Regions from separate parts of the Homo sapiens genome. Here region 2 is linked to region 1. Evidence: read pairs that join two places in POLR2A ChIA-PET (ENCODE). Cell type or tissue: GM12878. All regions are shown on one strand. Links, peaks and the distances in the headings refer to the core of each region. The heading gives the core; the rest is flanking DNA. Region 1 has its middle 6.1 kb from the start of SNHG1. Region 2 holds the start of B3GAT3 (beta-1,3-glucuronyltransferase 3).

Region 1 (10,141 bases), core at 1,051-9,050:
CTGGAATGCAATGGCCCGATCTCAGCTCACTGCATTCCACCTCCCGGGTTCAAGCAATTCTCCTGCCTCAGCCTCCTGAGTAGCTGGGATTACAGGCATGCGCCACTGTGACCGGCTAATTTTGTATTTTTAGTAGAGACAGGGTTTCTCCATGTTGGTCAGGCCGGTCTTGAACTCCTGACCTCGGGTGATCCGCCTGCCTCGGCCTCCCAAAGTGCTGGGATTACAGGCGTGAGCCACCGCGCCCGGCCAAACATTTTTTTCTTTCAAGACGGAGGCTTGCTCTGTCGCCCAGGCTGGAGTGCAGTGGCGGGATGTCTGTTCACTGCAACCTCCGCTTCCCAGGTTCAAGCGATTCTCCTTCCTCAGCCTCCTGAGTAGCTGGGATTACAGGCTCCCGCCATCATCATGCCACACTAATTTTTGTGTTTTTCGGAGAGACGGGGTTTCATCATGTTGGCCAGGCTGCTCTCGAACTACTGACCTCAGGTGACCTCCTGCCTCAGCCTCCCAAACTGCTGGGATTACAGGGGTGGGCCACCACACCCGGCCTGGCTCAGCATTTTGGGAGGCCAAGGCGGGAGGATCTCTTGAGCCCAAGAGTTCAAGACCAGTCTAAGCAACATAGTGAGAAACCCATACCGATCTCTACAAAAAAAATAGAAAAAATTAGCCAGGAGCGGTGGTGCATGCCTGTAGCCCCAGCTGCTTGGGAGGCTAAGGTGGGAGGATTGCTTGAGCCCAGGAGGTTGAGACTGCAAATGAGCTGTGATCAAGCCACTGCACTGCACTCCAGCCTGGATGACTGAGATTGACCCTGTCTCAAAAAAAAAAAAAAAAAAAAAAAAAAAATGTGGGACAGATAAACTGGAAAATCAAGATGGCCCAGAGTAGACAGACAAGGCTGGGGAGGTTGTGTGTGGGAATGGCAGTCGGGAAATGCTTTATAGAGTGTCTGGGCCTGAAAGGGTAGAAAGACTTGGGAGGGGAATTCCAGTTAAAGGAACAACTGGAGCACAAGCTTGGTGCTAGAAAAAGAAGGAAGTGTGTAGCTACAATTCATGAAAGATGGGCAAAAGGGGAGTATTAGAATATAAAACTGGAAAGTATTTCCTGGGGAAAGCCAGATAAGCAGGACCTTGAATGCAAAGCTAAATCATTTGAATTATACATAGAAAAGAAAAAAAAACCGGGGAGAGTTTTTAAGTAGGAAAGTGATAAGACATTGGGGGATAAGATGGAGACAAGGGCATTAATTAGATTGCCATAGTAGTTTAGGCAAGAGGATTCAATGCTAACAAGTATAATGGCAGTGGAAGTGGAAAAGAGGGGATTTAGGTTAGGGGTCTCCAACTCACGTACAGAAATCAGCTAAGTAATGTAGGTAAGTGAAATGAACTGAGTTGGGACTCTGGTGAACTGGGCAGCCCTTTCACAGCTCCAGCTGATTGTTGCCTTGCGACAATATTGTCTCTGTGTGATCAGATAGTCAGTTTTCAAAAGAATCCAGAAGTCCAGAATTGTGTATTTACTCACGTTGAAATGTTGAATTTAAAATTTTTTGGCCGGGCGTGGTGGCTCATGCCTGTAATCCTAGCACCTTGGGAGGCCAAAGTGGGCGGATCACCTGAGGTCAGGAGTTAGAGTGAAGGGGTGGGTTGCCCCTCCACACCTGTGGATGTTTCTCCTAAGGTGGAACGAGAGACTTAGGAAAGAAAAAGACAGAGACAAAGTATAGAGAAAGAAATAAGGGGACCCGGGGAACCAGCGTTCAGCATATGGAGGATCCCGCCAGCCTCTGAGTTCCCTTAGTATTTATTGATCATTCGTGGGTGTTTCTCGAAGAGGGGGTTGTGTCAGGGCCACAAGACAATAGTGGGGAGAGGGTCAGCAGACAAACACGTGAACAAAGGTCTTTGCATCATAGACAAGGTAAAGGATTAAGTGCTGTGCTTTTAGATATGCATACACATAAACATCTCAATGCTTTACAAAGCAGTATTGCTGCCCGCAGATCCCACCTCCAGCCCTAAGGCGGTTTTTCCCTATCTCAGTAGATGGAACGTACAATCGGGTTTTATACCGAGACATTCCATTGCCCAGGGACGGGCAGGAGACAGATGCCTTCCTCTTGTCTCAACTGCAAGAGGCATGCCTTCCTCTTATACTAATCCTCCTCAGCACAGACGCTTTACGGGTGTCGGGCTGGGGGACAGTCAGGTCTTTCCCTTCCCACGAGGCCATATTTCAGACTATCACATGGGGAGAAACCTTGGACAATACCTGGCTTTCCTAGGCAGAGGTCCCTGCGGCCTTCCGCAGTTTTTGTGTCCCTGGGTACTTGAGATTAGGGAGTGGTGATGACTCTTAAGGAGCATGCTGCCTTCAAGCATCTGTTTAACAAAGCACATCTCGCACCGCCCTTAATCCATTGAACCCTGAGTTTGACACAGCACATGTTTCAGAGAGCACGGGGTTGGGGGTAAGGTCACAGAATCTCAAGGCAGAAGAATTTTTCTTAGTACATAACAAAATGGAGTCTCCCATGTCTATTTCTTTCTACACAGACACAGTAACAATCTGATCTCTCTTGCTTTTCCCCACATTAGAGACCAGCATGGCCAACATGGTGAAAACCCTTCTCTACTAAAAATTCAAAAATAAGCCGGGCGTGGTGTGGGTGCGGTGGCAGGCGATTGTAATCCTAGCTACTTAGGAGGCTGAGGCAGGAGAAGTGGTTGAACCCGGGAGGTGGAAGTTGCAGTGAGCCAAGATCACCCCACTGCACTCCAGCCTGGGGGACAAGAGTGAGTCTCAAAAACAAACAAAAAACCAAAATATGCCCGTGGGCCAAAGGTGGCCTTTGATTGTGAGTTTGCAACCTCTTGTGAGTGACATAGAATCTACTAGAAAAGAGGGCATTTTAAAAAAAGTAGGCTGGGTGGAGCGGCTCACGCCTGTAATCCTGAAGGGGGCCAGCCCCTCCACACCTGTGGGTATTTCTCGTCAGGTGGGACGAGAGACTGAGAAAAGAAATAAGACACAGAGACAAAGTATAGAGGAAGAAAAGTGGACCCGGGGACTGGCGCTCAGCATACGGAGGACCCGCACCAGCACTGGTCTCTGAGTTCCCTCAGTATTTATTGATCACTATCTCTACCATCTCAGCCAGAGGGATGTGGCAGGACTATAGGGTAATGGTGGGGAGAGGGTCAGCAGGAAAACATGTGAGCAAAGGACTCTGTGTCATAAATAAGTTTAAGGAAAGGTGCTGTGCCTTGATGTGCACGTAGGCCACATTTATGATTGACTTTACACAAACATCTCAGCGCAGTAAAGAGCAGTATTGGCCGGGCGCGGTGGCTCACGCCTGTAATCCCAGCACTTTGGGAGGCTGAGGTGGGTGGATCACGAGGTCAGGAGTTCGAGACCATCCTGGTTAACATGGTGAAACCCCGTCTCTACTAAAAATACAAAAAAAAAATTAGCCGGGTGTGATGGCGTGCGCCTGTAGTCCCAGCTACTTGGGAGGCTGAGGCAGGAGAATGGTGTGAAACCTGGGCGACAAGGCGAGACTCTGTCTCAAAAAAAAAAAAAAAGCAGTATTGCCGCCAGCATGTCTAACCTCCAGCCATAAGGCGGTTTTCTCCTATCTCAGTAAATAGAATGTACAATCGGGTTTTATACAGAGATATTCCATTCCCAGGGACTAGCAGGAGACAGATGCCTTCCTCTTATCTCAACTGCAAAGAGGCCTTCCTCTTTCACTAATCCTTCTCAGCACAGACCCTTTATGGGTGTCTGGGGGACGGTCAGGTCTTTCCATTCCCATGAGGCCATATCTCAGGCTGTCTCAGTGGAGAGAAACCTTGGACGATACCCAGGCTTTCTTGGGCAGAGGTCCCTGCGGCCTTCCGCAGTGCACTGTGTCCCTGGGTACTCGAGACTGGAGAATGGCGATGACTTTTACCAAGCATACTGCCTGCAAACACATTTTTAACAAAGCACATCCTGCACAGCCCTAAATCCATTAAACCTTGAGTCAATACAGTGCATGTTTCTGCGAGCACAGGGTTGGGGCTAGGGTTACAGATTAACGGTGTTTCAAGGCAGAATAATTTTTCTTAGTACAGATCAAAATGGAGTTTCTTATGTCTTCCTTTTTCCACATAGACACAGTAACAGTGTGATCTCTCTTTCTTTCCCCCACATAATCCCAGCACTTTGGGAGGCCAAGGCAAGCAGACTACTTGAGCCCAGGAGTTTGAGACCAGCCTGGGCAACATATGGAGCCCGTCTCTACAAAAATAAAAATTAGCTGCGTGTGGTGGTGCATGTGTATAGTCCCAGTTCTGGGGGAGGCTGAGGTGGGGAGGATTGCTTGAGCCCAGGAGTTCAAGGCTGCAGTGAGCTTTAATTGTGCAACAAATAGAGGCCCTGTCTCAAAAAAAAAAGAGGGTTTCACTCTTGGTCACTGTAACCTCAAACTCCTGCACACAAGCAATCCTCTGGGCTGAGCTGGGACTACAGGCATGGGCCACCGTGCCCAGCTAATCTATTTTGCTTTTTGAATAGACAGAGGTCTTGCTGTGTTGCCCAGGCTGGTCTCAAACTCCTGGGCTCAAGTGATTCTCCAGCCTTGGCCTCCCAAAGCAATCCCTAGGTAACAGACTCAGTCTGGCTTCCTGGCTCTGGCTTCTTCCCTTCTAGTTCATTCTCCACACTGTAGTCAGAGTGATCTTTACGAATAAAAACTCTGGTCGGTCGGGCACAGTGGCTCATGCCTGTAATTCCAGCACGTTGGGAGGCCTAGGCGTGTGGATCACTTGAGGTTGGGAGTTCGAGACCAGCCTGACCAACATGGAGAAACCCCATCTCTACTAAAAATACAAAATCAGCCAGGCGTGGTGGCATATGCCTGTAATTCGAGCTACTCAGGAGGCTGAGGCAGGAGAGTCGCTTGAGAAAGGCGGAGGATGCGGTGAGCTGAGATCGTGCCACTGCACTCCAGCCTGGCCAACAAGAGCAAAACCTCTCTCAAAAAAAAAAAAAAAAAAAAAAAGTCTGGTCAGGTCCCACTTCAGCTCACAATCAGTTCAGTGCCTCTCCATTGTCTTTAAGCTATAGCCCAAATTGATCAATACAGCCATTAAGAAGTGCTGCTAGGCCAGGCGCGGTGGCTTACCTGTAATCCCAGCACTTTGGGAGGCCAAGGCAGGCGGATTACCTGAGGTCAGGAGTTCAAGACCAGCCTGGGCAACATGGTGAAATCCCGTCTCTACTAAAAATACAAAAATTAGCTGGACATGTTGGAGTGTGCCTGTAATCCCAGCTACTCGGGAGGCTGAGGCATAAGAATTGCTTGAACCTGGGAGGTGGAGGCAACGATGAGCTCATCGCAACGATGAGCTGAGATCACGCCATTGCACTCCAGCCTGGGCGACAGAGTGAGACTCTGTCTCAAAAAAAAAAAAAAAAAAAAAAAAGCCCTGCTTCTAACAGGGCCAATGGCTCACACCTGTAATCCCAGCACTTTGGGAGGCGAAGGTGAGAGGGTCCCTTGAGGCCAGAGGTTTGAGACCAGCCTGGGCAACATAGTAAGATGAAACCCCCATCTCTACAGGAAAAAAGCCCTTCCTCCCTATCGCCACCCCTCCCCCAAGCCTAAACTACCCCTTCTCACCCACAGTCAACTCCCTGGGGTTTGATTTTATCTAGGTAAATCATCCTGCTATCTCTATTGTCTAGCAGAATACAATTCACAAATAGGACTCAATATACATTTATTAGTTACCTCTATAAGTTTTTTTCAGTTTGCCTCTTTATGTTGGGAATGCTGTAAATTTTTAAATGATCTTTTCTCAGCCAATTCATTGACTGTCCTACCTTACCAAATGATTTTGCTCTTAGAGAGGTCTGGAGAGTGTTTGTTCAAGGAGCAACCCTGCCCCCACCTGGCAGCAAGAGGCACTGCCTCAATTAATAGAGGAGAAGGATATGCAAATGACCAGTGCTTGTCAGGGAACTGGCAGAGACGTGACAGTGGAGAAAAGGCTCAAATTCTTTTTGAGATGGGGTCTCATTCTGTCACCCAGGCTGGAGTGCAGTGGCGTGATCTCAGTTCACTGCAACCTCTGCCTCCCAGGTTCAAGCGATTCTCTTGCCTCAGCCTCCTGAGTAGCTGGGATTACAGGCGCTGCAACCACTCCCAGCTGATTTTTATGTTTTTAGTAGAGACGGGGTTTCACCATGTTGGCCAGGCTAGTCTCGAACCCCTGACCTTAAGTGATCAGCCTGGCTTAGCCTCCTAAAGTGCTGGGATTACAGGCGTGAGCCACCACTCTGGGCCTCAATTTCTTTTCTTTTTGAACCAGGATCTCACTCTGTCACCTAGGCTGGAATGCAGTGTGTGATCACGGCTCACTGCAGTGTTGAACTCCTGGGCTCAGAGGATCCTCCCACCTCAGCCTCCTGAGTAACTGGGACTGTAGGCATGTGCCATCACACCCAGCTAATTCTTTAATTTTTTGGAGTGTGACAGTGCCTCACTATGGTGCCTAGGCGGGTCTCCAACTCCTGGGCTCAAGCGACCAAATTGCTGGGAAACAGGCATGAGCCACTATACCTGGCCCAACATAAATAGAATTTCCTGGGTTGTGGAGGAGTGTGACATTGAGGTGGTCTTCCAGGGAAGAGGTGCTTTTACAACTGCAGTGGGTAACATGGGTATCTGGGCTACCTGCTCATGCAATGTACTAATGTTTTCTGGTTCTGCTTTCAGCTTCATCATGAATATACCATTTCCATCTTTATATCTGACTAAAGGGTCTGTCTGACTTTATGACTTGATAGGTCTGACAAGACCCAATTCATAATGGGGCAGTTCTGGATGCTTCATAGTCAAGCTTTCCAGTAACAGCCCTGATGCTGTTTCTCAAAAGGCACCTACTTCCCTGCTTTGGACAGCTTGGCCTTGCTCCAGAATCTCAGGGACTTGCATTGTGCTTTTGCCATAGGAGCTTGCCATAAGTTCTACACTGAATCTTTTTTTCGCTACTGATACTTTGAACCCCCAGGATCTGCTGGATTGCATGGCTTAAGTGTGCATTGCATCCTAGACTTGATGCAGAGCCCTTTCCTGCTCAGAGTTTGAGTCAAAGTTGGCAGCTTAGCCGGTATGTGGGCTGGAGATATATTTCTAAGTCTGGATGTGACAGACACCACACCCGTGCATTCTTTTTGTCTTTAATGGTGGCACTAATCTCTGTCCCTCCCCAGGATGTGATACTGCTTTTGATTTACTATCATAGCTGAAGAGAGGGAGGGGTTTTAGAGATCTCTTTGTCTGTCCCACTATGATAGGTCTTACCTCTTAGGCCAAGGACCCAATGCGATTACTTCAACTCCTAAGTATATCAATCCTGTTAAATACTTGGTTTTTTTTTTTTTTGAGATGGAATGTGCTGGCTTGCAGTGGTGCCATCTGGGCTCACTGCAACTTCCACCTTCCGAGTTCAAGCAATTCTTGGTCCTCAGCCTCCCAAGCAGCTGAGGCTATAGGCGCGCACCAGCACGCCTGGCTAATTATTTTTTTTATTTTTATTTTTATTTTTGAGACGGAGTCTCGCTCTGTCGCCCAGGCTGGAGTGCAGTGGCGCGATCTCGGCTCACTGCAAGCTCCACCTCCCGGGTTCACGCCATTCTCCTGCCTCAGCCTTGCGAGTAGCTGGGATTACAGGCGCCCACCACCAAGTCTGGCTAATTTTTTGTATTTTTAGTAGAGACGGGGTTTCACTGTGTTAGCCAGGATGGTGTCGACCTCCTGACCTCGTGATCCGCCCGCCTCGGCCTCCCAAAGTGCTGGGATTACAGGTGTGAGCCACCACGCCCGGCCGCTAATTTTTTTTTTTGTTTTGAGACAGAGTCCCACTCTGTCGCCTAGGCTGGAGTGCAGTGGTGCAATCTCGGCTCACTGCAACCTCCACCTCCTGGGTTCAAGCAATTCTCCTGCCTCAGCCTCCCATGCCCAGTCCCCGTTTAAACACTTGGAACTGAGGAAATATCTAGTGATGGGTCCATGGACAAGCAGACTTACTATGAGCTAGTAAGTTTTGGCTAGGACTTCAGTTACTGCCTGACACCTGTAAGTCCCCACTGTAATGTGGGAATCATGATGAAGCTTTGGGTTTCCAGGTCTCAATGTCAGCTCAGATCTTGTGCCCAAAATCCTCAAAGTGTTTAGGCATTTCCCTTTACCCAGTGTACCGTTATCTGAGTAAGTGATATGTTGACATTCTCCCTTTTAGGAGGAACTGGCAGAACCGTTACAGTTTTAGCATCCTTTCGTAGGGATTTGTGTACCTCTTCAGTAATTGAGTTTTGGATGTGAAAGTTGTTTCAGCCAGGTGCGGTGGCTCATGCCTGTAATCCCAGCACTTTGGGAGGCTAAGGCAGTCAGATCACTTGAGGTCAGGAGTTTGAGACCAGCCTGGCCAATGTGGCGAAACCCCATCTCTACTAAAAATACAAAAATTAGCTGGGCATGGTGGCGTGTGCCCGTAATCCCAGCTACTAGGGAGGCTGAGGCAGGAGAGTCCCTTGAACCCTGGAGGTGGAGGATGTTGCAGTGAGCCTAGATTGCACCACTGCACTCCAGCCTGGGCAACAGAGCAAGACTCTGTCTCCCCCACAAAAAAAAAAAAAAAAAAAAAAGTTGGCTTAGATCCAGGAGCTGAATCAAGGATTTTGCCTGTTTATTGTGGTGATTGCCCTTAGCTGCCTCTTCCTCCTCTATTCTTGCCTTTTTCTGTTTGTAGATGCTTAGTAGCATCCTTTTTGGCTATCCGCATATTTTTCCCCTAAGGATGCCATGCTCTATTGTATCCACAACTCTGTGAATCAAACGCCTCATGGCTACCCCTGCAACATTGACAGTTTTATGGTAGTTGCATATTTCTGGCTTTTGGCAGCTAAGCAATGCTACCCAGCCTCTGTTACGTGTTGGGAGATACTTCCCCGTATATCTTGAGTAGCTCAGCTCTGACTGCTTCTCCTGTCATCAGCTGTGGACTGCTCAGAAGCCACCACTGAATTTCTAAGTGATGCTGATGTCCACCGATGTCACCAGTATATTCTTGATGGTCTTGTAAATGTGTCCTTCGGGTCCTTTCTTGGAACACCATTCTCTGGTCTCACATAGTACAGTATAGTACGTATATCTATTCCAGCATGCCCACTTTTTTCAGCCACTTTTTTTTTTTTTTTGGATGGAGTTTTGCTCTTGTCGCCCAGGCTGGAGTGCAATGGTACGATCTTGGCTCATTGCAACCTCTGCCTCCTGGGTTCAAGAGATTCTTCTGCCTCGGCCTCCCAAGTAGCTGGGATTACAGGTGCCTGCCGCCATCCCCAGCTAATTTTTGTATTTTTAGTAGAGACGGGGTTTCACCATGTTGGCCATGCTGGTCTTGAACTCCTGACCTCAGGTGATCCATCCTGATGGGAATGTTAATTGTGGTAGTTTCTTTGCTTTTTTTTGGCAGGTGGGGGGGTGGTCTCACTCTATTGCCCAGGCTGGAGTGCAGTGGCACGATCTTGGCTCACTGTAAACTCTATCTCCTGGGTCCAAGCTACTCTCGTGCCTCAGCCTCCCAAGTAGCTGGGATTACAGGTGTGTGCCACCAAACCTGGCTAATTTTTGTATTTTTAATAGAGATGGGCCTTCACCATGTTGGCCAGGTTGATTGCAAGCTCCTGACCTCAGGTGATCCGCCCTCCGCAGCCTCCCAAAGTGCTGAGATTACAAGGTGAGCCACCGCATCTGGCCCTGCTTTTTTGGTCTGTGAGCCAGAATAGTATCTGTTCTTATCCTCTAACATCTCATCAGTTCTGTACTTGAGGATACTTTATCAGATAGATTTTTGGAACAGGGAGATTGAATAAAAACTTAAACTTGCTCATCCTTTTTACAAGTCAATATAGTATTGCATTACCTCCATGAATGCTGTGGTTCTACCTTTTGGGGCAGATGTCAGTTAAAATTCAGACTGTCACATTCCACCGTATCTTTTGGTTTCTGGAAAAAACTTTAAGGTGAATCTGCTATTTCTTTTTTCTTCTTTTTCTTTTTCTTTCTGTTTTTTTG
Region 2 (10,141 bases), core at 2,091-10,090, 240 kb before region 1:
GGAGGGGTGAAGCAGCAGGACCATGCCCTGGGCCTGGAGGGGCAGAGGGGCCACTTCTGGCTCCAAGGGTCAGGACTTGGAAAACCACATCCTGGGCAGGCCTGGGGCCCAGTCCCACAAGGTCTGTGCCTGAAAAGAGGTGGTAGTTGGGGTGGGGCCGCCATCACACCTCAATTGCTGGGTCTGAGCCCCGGCCCTGCCGCTGCAGCTGCTCCTCCTGCTTCATCTTGGGCTTCTCTGTCCGAGTATGCCACACCAGTACCTGTGCCAGGAGGGATGCAGTGAGAGCCAGGCCCAGCTGCAGCCAGGCCTCTGGGTCCCCGAGCCTGGAATGGATTCTCTAACCCTATCGACATATACAGTATAGGCTTCAAAGTGTAAAGGGCAGGGTGGAGGAAGACTTAGTGCCTCTAAAACCGGGCCTTGGCCGGGCGCGTGGCTCACGCCTGTAACCCCAGCACTTTGGGAGGCCGAGGAAGGCGGATCACGAGGTCAGGAGATTGAGACCATCCTGGCTAACACCGTGAAACCCCGTCACTACTAAAAACACAAAAAAATTAGCCGGGCGTGGTAGCGGGTGCCTGTAGTCCCAGCTACTTGGGAGGCTGAGGCAGGAGAATGGTGTGAACCCGGGAGGCGGAGCTTGCGCTAAGCCAAGATTGCGCTACTGCACTCCAGCCTGGGTGACACAGCGAGACTCTGTCTGAAAAAAAAAAAAAAACAACAAACAGGGCCTTATTCCTTCATCCTCTCTGTGCCACATGGGTTCCCAGAACTCGGGGCAGAGTGGCAGGAGACCACTTTCCCCCGCTAGTTCCCAGCTTCCCCTTCAGTAGAGTCAGCAAGGCTGATCAGAGATCTGGAGAGTCCCTCCTGGTTAAACCACCCATTCCCAGGGTCTCACTGTACCTCCCCCATCACCTGTCCATCCAAGAGCCAGGTTTCTATGCCCATCTCCATTCCCTTACCCGAGTGCAGTTGGCAGCCCGTGGCTCCAGGTCCTTGGGATCCACAAGGTGGCTCAGAAGACTGCTCTCCAGGTGGCCCCGGGGAGCGGTGGAATCAAATTGGGCATTGGGCTTATCTAACAGCAAGGGCAGGGCCACGGCAAATCCAGCCATATCCACAGGGAAGGGCCTGCTGGGCTCCCATGCTGTGTGGAAGCCCACTACCCGGCCGTCCTGTACCTGAGGGCCCTCGAATCGCAGGCCGCCCACCAGCCCCACAGGCCACACTGAGACACCACGGGTCCAGCGCATCTAACGGAGGTCGGGAGAGAAGAAACAGAGGGGTGGTCCGGGGAAGGGAGCAGCAGAAAGAGCCACCTGGCTCACTCTGCCCCACTGCTTCCAGCCCCTCACCCAGCAGCCAACGGCAACACTGCTAACCAAGGTAACGAATGAAGCTGGCCGCACCTGGTCTCTTGCCCATCCCCATCCTGGTGCTCACCTCCTCAAACAGCTCCCGGCTGTAGGTGTTGTCATCGTCAGCAAAGTAGACGACTCCTTGGGTCCCTGGTGGTGGTGGGTCCTTCTCCCCACCCACAGCACCCCCTCTGCCCCGGAGCCAGTCCAGGGCCTTGTTCCGCTGCTCGACACCACGGGGATGAACCCAGCCAGGCTCGCCCTCCCGAAGCCGCTGGGCTTTGGGCGTGAGGACCACCAGGTGTGTGAAGAGGAGGCCAGAGGCAGCCAGCAGCCCTGAGACCAGCGGGGTGGGACCCTCAGCATCCTCCACCAGCAGCCAATGCAGCCGGGGCACCAGGCTCAGTGTCTGGGACAGTCGTACCAGCTCTGCCTTCTGTACCAGCCTGCAGGGGAGAGATGCAGCACAAGGAAAAGGGGCAGGCACCATTTGCCTGCTCCAGCCAGGGCAGACAGCTTCTCCTGGGCCACTGCCTGCGTCTCCTGTGGCCCTTCCCAACCAATGCCTAAACTCCCTCTTTCTTGCCTGTCAACTTCATGCTAACACTCACCTGCCCTGTTCTTCTGGTCCATGTCCATCACCCACCTCAACTCCAGAGCTCAGGCTGTGGGAGACTATAAATTAAGGGCACAGGGCCGGGCATGGTGGCTCACACCTATAATAACACTTTGGGAGGCTGAGGCAGGTGAATTACCTGAGGTCTGGAGTTCCAGACCAGCCTGGCCAATATGGTGAAACCCCATCTCTACTAAAAAAATACAAAAATTTGCTGGGTGTAGTGGCACATGCCTGTAATCTCAGCTACTTGGGAGGCTGAGGCAGGAGAATCGCTTGAACCTGGAAGGAGGAGGTTGGAGTGAGCTGAGATCGCACCATTTCACTCCAGCCTCAGTGATAACAGCAAAACTCCATCTCAAAAAAAAAAAAAAAAGGCCGGGCATGTTGGCTCACGCCTATAATCCCAGCACTTTAGGAGGCCGAGGTGGGCGGATCACCTGAGGTTAGGAGTTCGAGACCAGCCTGCCCAACATGGCGAAGCCCCGTCTCTATTAAAAATACAAAAAATTACCCAGGCATGGTGGCAGTCACCTGTAATCCTAGCTACTCGGGAGGCTGAGGCAGAAGAATCGCTTGAACCCGGGAGGCGAAGGTTGCAGTGAGCCGAGATTGTGCCACTGCACTCCAGCCTGAGCGACAAGAGCGAAACTCTGTCTCAAAAAAAAAAAAAAAAAAAAAAAAAAACAAATTAAGGGCACAGGCTTTGGGATCAGGTAGATCTGGGTTTGAAATCCAGTTTTGTAACTTATTATGTGAGACAATTTGGGAAAATGGCTCAATCTCCCTAAGCCTCAGTTTCCTCAACTGTAAAATGGGAATAACAGTACTTTATAACAATGTTGTTTTAAAGATTAAATAAGAGCTGGGGATGGTGGCTCACACCTGTAATCCCAGCACTTTGGGAAGCTGAGGCAGGTGGATCATGAGGTCAGGAGATCGAGACCATCCTGGCTAACACGGTGAAACCCCATCTCTACTAAAAATATAAAAAATTAGCTGGGTGTGGTGGCGGGCACCTGTAGTCCCAGCTACTTGGGAGGCTGAGGCAGGAGAATGGCGTGAACCCGGGAGGCAGAGCTTGCAGTGAGCCAAGATCACGCCATTGCACCCAGCCTAGATGACAGAGCGAGACTCCATCTCAAAAAAAAAAAAAATACAAAAGTAAAATACAAAAAATTACTGGCCAGGCATGGTGGCTCACACCTGTAATCCCAGCACTTTGAGAGGCCGAAGCAGGTGGAACACGAAGTCAGGAGTTCCAGACCAGCCTGGCCAACATGGTGAAACCCCATCTCTACTAAAGATACAAAAAATTAGCCGGGTGTGGTGGCGCATGCTTGTAACCCCAGCTACTCGGGGGGCTGAGGCAGGAGAATTGCTTCAATCCGGGAGGTGGAGGTTGCAGTGAGCCGAGATCGTGCCATTGCACTCCAGCCTGGGCGACAGAGTGAGACTCCATCTCGGGAAAAAAAAAAAAAAAATTAGCCTGGTGTGGTGGTGCACGCCTGTAATCCCAGCTACTCGGGAGGCTGAGGCAGGAGAATCGCTTGAACCCGGGAGGTGGAGGTTGCAGTGAGCCAAGATCACACCACTGCACTCCAGCCTGGGCAACAGAGCAAGACTCCATCTCGGTGTTGCGGGGAGGCGGGGGGAAGAAAAAAAAAAAAGGAACAAACCAGGAATGTGGAACGTGGGGCTTGGCCTCTTCTGTACTTCTTTATCCTTCAGATCTACCTGCCTGTCCCAGGGCTGGTTGTGTGTGCATGTCGCAGGTGGGGTCTAGAGCTTCCTATGCGTGAATGGGACAGCCATCTGATTCCCAGAAGATGTATTAACACCCTTATGGCTACAGATCCAAAACCACATTCCCCAATTGGTTTTATTAGTAAAACCAATTACATTTGATTTAAAACAAAAGCAAATGTAAATCACTAAATACAGTGCCTGCTAGAGAGTAAACACACTGTAAGTAACAGCTGGTATAACTATTTCTGGACCCTAGTATGACTATCAGGCCAAGCACTTTCAACTTTTTTTTTTTTGAAATGGGCTCTCTCTGTCGCCCAGGCTGCATGATCTCCACTCACTGCAACCTCCGCCGCCCAGGATCAAGCAATCTTCCCACCTCAGCCTCCAGAGTAGCTGAGATTACAGGCATGCACCATCACGCCTAGCTAACTTTTTTTTTTTTTTTTTTTTTTTTTCAGAGACAAGAGTTTCACCATGTTGCCCAGGCTGGTCTCAAACTCCTGAGCTCAGGCGATCCGCCAGCCTCGGGCTCCCAAAGTGCTGGGATTACAGGCGTGAGCCACTGCGCCCAGACAAGCCCTTTCAACTTTAATCAGGGGGTTTTAACTTTCTTGCCAAACGGTCCCTAAGGAGAGAGAGTTAATTCACTGCCAAGCTCAAAATTTCTTTGAAATGTTATTGTTCTATCTTATAATTTGGTAGAAATTTTGTATTTTCCTTCTAGAAAAAGAACTATTTTTTTTCTTTTTTCTTTTGTTTTGTTTTGTTTTTGAGATGGAGTTTCACTCTTGTTGCCCAGGCTGGAGTGCAATAGCGCACTCTCAGCTCACTGCAACCTCCGCCTCTCAGGTTCAAGGGATTCTCCTGCCTCAGCCTCCCCAGTAGCTGGGATTATAGGCATGCGCCACCACGCCTGGCTAATTTTGTATTTTTAGTAGAGACGGGGTTTTGCCATGTTGGCCAGGCTGGTCTCGAACTCCTGACCTCAGGTGATCCACCCGCCTCGGCCTCCCAAAGTGCTGGGATTACAGGCGTGAGCCACCACACCCAGCCTGAAAAAGAACTATTTTCCCACAAATATTTGAGTATAAATGTGGTTCATTTATCCTGTCTTTGGCATGCTCTAGTTTGAGGAACAACTCCTAGCCCAGTGCCTCCCCAAACTCCTCATCATCAACTCCAACTTCTTGGACAACGCAGACCTCTTGAGTGCACCAGAGCCCATACCTGGCATAGGTGGGGGTAACAACATAGATAGTAGGCAGGGCCTCGGGTTCAGGGGGCTGGGCAGGGGCAGGGGGTGGCCGTCGGAGTTCCGCTTGCAGCTGGGAAATCCTCAGATCCTTCTGCCGTAGCTGCTCGGCTGCTGCCCGCAGGGGAGGAAGGCAGTCACATGGCTGGCCTGGTCCCAGGAAGCATTAATGGGGAAAGAAGGTGGGGACAGAGAACCGCAGAATGTTCAGCATCCCAAAGGGCCGTAATCGTCTCATTAATTCCTAACCAATGCAGGTATCACCTTATGACTTCCCTAGTAGCCTTTTCTATACCTCTCGTGTGGGAAACTCACTGCCTCAAGCAGCAGACCCTCTCCAACTTTAATAAATTCCATTGTTACAATTTTATGTTGGATATTGAGCTGATTCCATCTTTTCTACCTGCTGGTCCTAATTTTGCCTTCTGGGCTTCTAACAAGCTCATGTCCTTAAACAGGACAGTCTTTTCAGAGTCCAAGGTGCCAACTAACCATTACACTATGGAACCCCTTTTGGACAGTCTTTCAAATACCTGAGGATAACGCAGTGGCACTGTCCCTAAATCTTTGCATAAGGGGCAGGGTTCGATCCATTCCCTTGGCTAGGTGACCAAAGACTCATTGTTAAATTCATTGATTCCATCGTAGGATAAATATTTATTGAATACTCTTCCTAGGAGGCACTGCCTTAGGTGCTGGGGATACAGCAGGGAACAAAACAGACACAGTCCCTGCCCTCATCGAGCTTTCTGTTTAGTGGAGGAAGCAGACACTAAGCAAAGAAACAAATTAATAACATTATTACAAACTGTGATGGGGCCATGAAGAAAATAATCAGGATAGAGAATAAAAGGGAATGGAATTAAGAATGGTAACTTTAGCTATGGTGGTCAGGGAAGGCCTCTCTGAGGAGGTGACATTTGAGCTAAGACCTGAAGGATGAGAAAGAGGCAGCCCGGGAAACGCTGGAAGCAAAGCACCCCAAGCAGAGGGAACAAGTTAAGTGCTTGAGAGAGTAATGAGCGTGGGGTTTTCGAGAAACTGTCAGCAAGCCAGTCTGGCTGCAGCAGAGCGAGGGAGAGGGGTGGAAATGGGGTTGGGAGAGGCGGACGGCAGCAGGATCATGCGGGGCCTTGCAGGCTCTGGGAAGGAGTCTGGATTTCATCCGAGGTGCGGCGGGTAGCCGCGGTGCGTTCTATAGAGGGCAGTGCGCCTGAGGCCGCAGAGCTGTCCGGAGGGCCGAGCGGATGAATGGTGTTTGCCGGGGGTTCATCCCCAGGGCGGGATGCACGGCGGCGGGCGCCCTCGGGCCAGCCCGCCGCACCCCCGCCCCGCCCCGCTCACCGAGCTGTACCAGCGCGTAGAGGAGGCCGGCGATCGACACCAGGAAGTAGGCGAGAAACACGTTCTTCAGCTTCAGCTTCATGGCCGCGCCGCCGCCCGCGCCCGAGCAGGCGGGGTCTGCAGGGGACGAGGGGTTCCCGCCCCAAACCCCGGCTCCTGTCCGCAGGCCCCGCCCCTGCAGCGGCTCCGCCCTGCGTCCCGCCTTCCTCGCACTCCCCTACCAGCTCCCAGCTGGGGCTGGCAGCGCCGCCAGGGCACGCTTCCGGTCATCTGTGCACCCCCCCGCCTTGTAGACTTGATTTCCGGTCCCACCGCCAGGTTCCGGGAACCACCGGGTGGTGACGTCACATCCGGCGTGCCAAACTCGCGTGGCCGGCAGTCAAAACCCCGGGTAGGTGCAGAATCTCGAGTAGGTGCACGTGGTACCTACCTCGAGACCCGCCCCCTCATCACGGAATTGCCTGAGAAAGCCAGTCCTGGCGCCCAGATCTTCACCTTATTCATCCATCCAGTCAGTCACGCCACCCAATAGCTGTTGCTCAATACTTATTACACGAATGAAATCTAAGGCCCACCACATGATCCTCTGGGTGTCTCTCCTGGAATCCTCACTATAATACTTTGAGATAGATAAGAAACCAAAGTTGACAAAAATTATGTCATTGCCACAGGGCAGTTTTGTGTCCTTTCTGGACACCCGATTCCAGCATCTCTAGTGTGTCCTCTGGCCCACATTTCTTCAACAGATGACAACAGGGGTGCCAAGGAAGTGTTTTAACTACCAGGAAATTGATTGGAAATAGTTCCTGAGCTGGGGAATTCCATGAATGCATCCCCTTCCTCCTCACAAGCACAAGCCATCCTTCTCATTTTTCCTTTAAAAAAAAAAAAAAGGGCCCGGCCCAGTGGCTCATGCCTGTAATCCTGGCACTTTAGAAGCCCAGGAGTTTCAGATCAGCCTGGGCAACAAGGCAAAACCCCGTCTCTACAAAAAAAACACAAAAATTAGCTGGGTGTGATGGCGCGGGCCTACAGTCCCAGCTACTTGGGAGGCTGACATGGGAGGCTGAGGCTGTGGTGAGCCGTGATCATGCCACTGCACTCCAGCTTGGGTGACTGGGTGAGACCGTCTCAAAAAAAAAATAACCCCCCAAAAAAAGTTTCTGGTAAAATAATCTCTGACTTGTGGTCAGTCTACAAAATGAGGGGAAGGGGGAACAGTATACTTCCTGTCACTAAAACAATGGGAAACTTTAAAAAGTGCTGTTAGCAGCTGGGCGCGGTGGCTCACGCCTGTAATCCCAGCACTTTGGGAGGCCGAGACAGGCGGATCACGAGGTCAGGAGATCGAGACCATCCTGGCTAACACGGTGAAACCCCGTCTCTACTAAAAAACACAAAAAAATTAGCAGGGTGTAGTGGCGGGCGCCTGCAGTCCCAGCTACTCAGGAGGCTGAGGCAGGAGAATGGCGTGAACCCGGGAAGCAGAGCTTGCCAAGAGCCGAGATCGCACCACTGCACTCCAGCCTGGGCGACTGAGGGAGACTCCGTCTCAAAAACAAAAACAAAAACAAAAGTGCTGTTAGCTACAAGCAGAAGCCTCTAGGTTGGGCACAGTGATCGATGCCTGTAATCCCAGAACTTTAGAAGCCTGGGAGGTCAAGGCTGCAATGAGCCAGGATCATACCACAGCACTCCCCGCACTCCAGCCTGAGCAATAGAGCGAAACTATGTCTCCTCAACCCCCGACATCCTCCAAAAGTTTAGTTTGAGAAACAGCTATCTGACCTTATGGCTATTTCTATCCAAGAGGGACTCCATTGGCTCTGATCACCACTTACTAACTAGGCCTACTAAAATGTGATGATCTTGCTGGGCTCTTCTACGAAAATATCTAGCAACCCAAGGAAGGCTTGCACTTGCTCATTTTGCTGAAATCAAGGATGCTCATGCTGGCCGGGAACAGTGGCTCATCCCTGTAATCCCAGCACTTTGGAAGGCCGAGGCAGGTGGATCACTTGAGGCCAGGAGTTCGAGACAACATGGTGAAACCCCATCTCTACTAAAGATACAAAAATCAGCCAGACGTGGTAGCAGGTGCCTGTAGTCCTAGCTACTTGGGGGCTGAGGCAAGAGAATCGCTTGAACCTGGGAGGCAGAGGTTGTAGTGAGCCGAGATCACACCATTGCACTCCAGCCTGGGCAACAGTGAGACTCCATCTCAAAAAAAAAAAAAAAAAACCCAAAAAGGATGCTTATGCTGAAGCCAAATGAAAATGTAAGGCCCATGGCCAGGCATGGTGCCTCACGCCTGTAATCCCAGCACTTTGGGAGGCCAAGGCGGGCAGATCACCTGAGGTCAGGAGTTCAAGATCAGCATGGCTAACATGGCGAAACCCCATCTCTACTAAAAATACAAAAATGAAGCTGGCCATGGTCGCAGGTGCCCGTAATCCCAGCTATTAAGGAGGCTGAGGTGGGAGAACTGCCTGAACCCAGGAGGCAGAGGTTGCAACGAGCCAGGATCACACACTGTACTCCAGCCTGGCGACACTCTGTCTCAAAAAAAAAAAAAAAAAAAAAAAGACCCAGGGCGCAGTGGCTCACTCCTTTAATTCCAGCACTTTGGGAGGCCGAGGCAGGCGGATCACCTGAGGTCAGGAGTTCCAGACCAGCCTGGCCAACATGGTGAAACCCCATCTCTAATAAAAATACAAAAATTAGCTGGGCATGGTGGCGCATGCCTGTAGTCCCAGCGACTCGGGAGGTTGAGGCACGAGAACTGCTTGAACCTGGGAGGCAGAGGTTGCAATGAGCCCAGATCATGCCATTGCATTCCAGCCTGGGCAACAGAGTGAGACTCAGTCTCAAAAAAGAAAAAAAAAGGAAAGCAAATGTAAGGTCTCTAGGCTTCTAGGGTCTGTGGCTCAGGCTAGAACTAGAATCCAGACTACCACCAGTTATTTATGGTTTATCCCTTTATTGTTTCTCCTTTGATCAAAACGTGTCACAGCTGGGAACCAAGAGGAAGTAAAAAAAATACCCACAAATATTCCCCGACTCCCCATTAGTCCTCCCCCAACCCCCCACCCAGGGCTTCCAGCCAACCCCGAGCACACATGATCATCTCCCCCCACCCTCAGGCTTCTCCTAGCAATAAATACAGGTGACCATGATTCACTGAAACCACAACTGATTTCTCCATCTTAAGTGCCCCTCAAAGGGGACAAGAAGGGGGCAAAAGAAGTTTAATGCGCATCCCCTAAGAGGTGTGGAAACGTCTTTCTGCCGAGGGACAGAGGAGGTAGAACTGCCCCTCTAAGAATTGCAGCAGCTCTACAAGGAATCGGGGAGAGGAAAAGGGTAGAATGAGAGGGAAAAGGATGTTCTTTAGCAACCTCACTCCTTTGATCCATTCATCCTGTCCGGGGTAAGGGGTGGTCCCAGTGTATCGGTGGGGCATAAAAAGGGGAGTAAAGCCTGGAGGAAGAAATGAAAGGTGGGAGAGCAATCTGGTGGGAGGGAAGGGGAAAAGGAGCCCTAACTCATTGCCCTCATCTTCTTCCAAGAAGTGGCATCAACATACAAGAGGCATGAATGGATAGACTCTGGGGGAGTTCAGGGCTCCTAAATAAGGGAAAGAGAAGGGGCGACAAGGGCCCTGTGGTTTCCTGGTGTTCGTAAGTGAATGTGCTCCAGTTAGAGCAACAGGATGTTGGGGGAATGAAGGGAAAGAGTTGGTATCAATGGAGTGGGAGAGGTGAGGAGATCACAAGAGGAATTTGGAGCCCAGGGTCAGCCCTCTCATCCTGC

What was found. Peaks named below come from ENCODE experiments on the same cell type or tissue, not always from the same donor. Only the 100,000 strongest peaks of a DNase experiment are listed, where the experiment ranks them.
Region 2: POLR2A ChIA-PET joins it to region 1 with 12 read pairs; 19 of 35 experiments call an interaction of 5 or more read pairs at or near these places.

Annotation. Positions count from the first base shown.
Region 1 is chr11:62,856,872-62,867,012 of GRCh38, forward strand. It overlaps a transcript of SLC3A2 not described here. Among named protein-coding and RNA genes, the nearest start is that of SNHG1, 6.1 kb to the left of the region's middle. RefSeq lists enhancers at 1-69, 70-1,045, 1,046-2,019, 2,020-2,994, 4,163-5,067 and a silencer at 9,671-9,829. In GM12878, for the core only: a CTCF peak has its summit at 5,950 (motif pointing left); a DNase peak (open chromatin) is centred at 5,920; H3K4me3 peaks cover 1,997 bases; H3K27ac peaks cover 2,362 bases.
Region 2 is chr11:62,615,538-62,625,678 of GRCh38, forward strand. B3GAT3 (beta-1,3-glucuronyltransferase 3) reads right to left here and starts at 6,449. Exons shown (of 5, transcript NM_012200.4): 1 at 6,329-6,449; 2 at 4,960-5,134; 3 at 1,450-1,810; 4 at 969-1,259; 5 at 1-262. The coding sequence starts at 6,410. The coding sequence ends at 164. GANAB (glucosidase II alpha subunit) reads right to left here. Exons shown (of 24, transcript NM_198334.3): 24 at 9,292-10,141. RefSeq lists enhancers at 1,109-1,609, 1,610-2,110, 5,702-6,295 and silencers at 6,164-6,573, 8,978-9,303. In GM12878, for the core only: no CTCF peak of the experiment used is centred there; a DNase peak (open chromatin) is centred at 6,624; H3K4me3 peaks cover 2,068 bases; H3K27ac peaks cover 1,734 bases.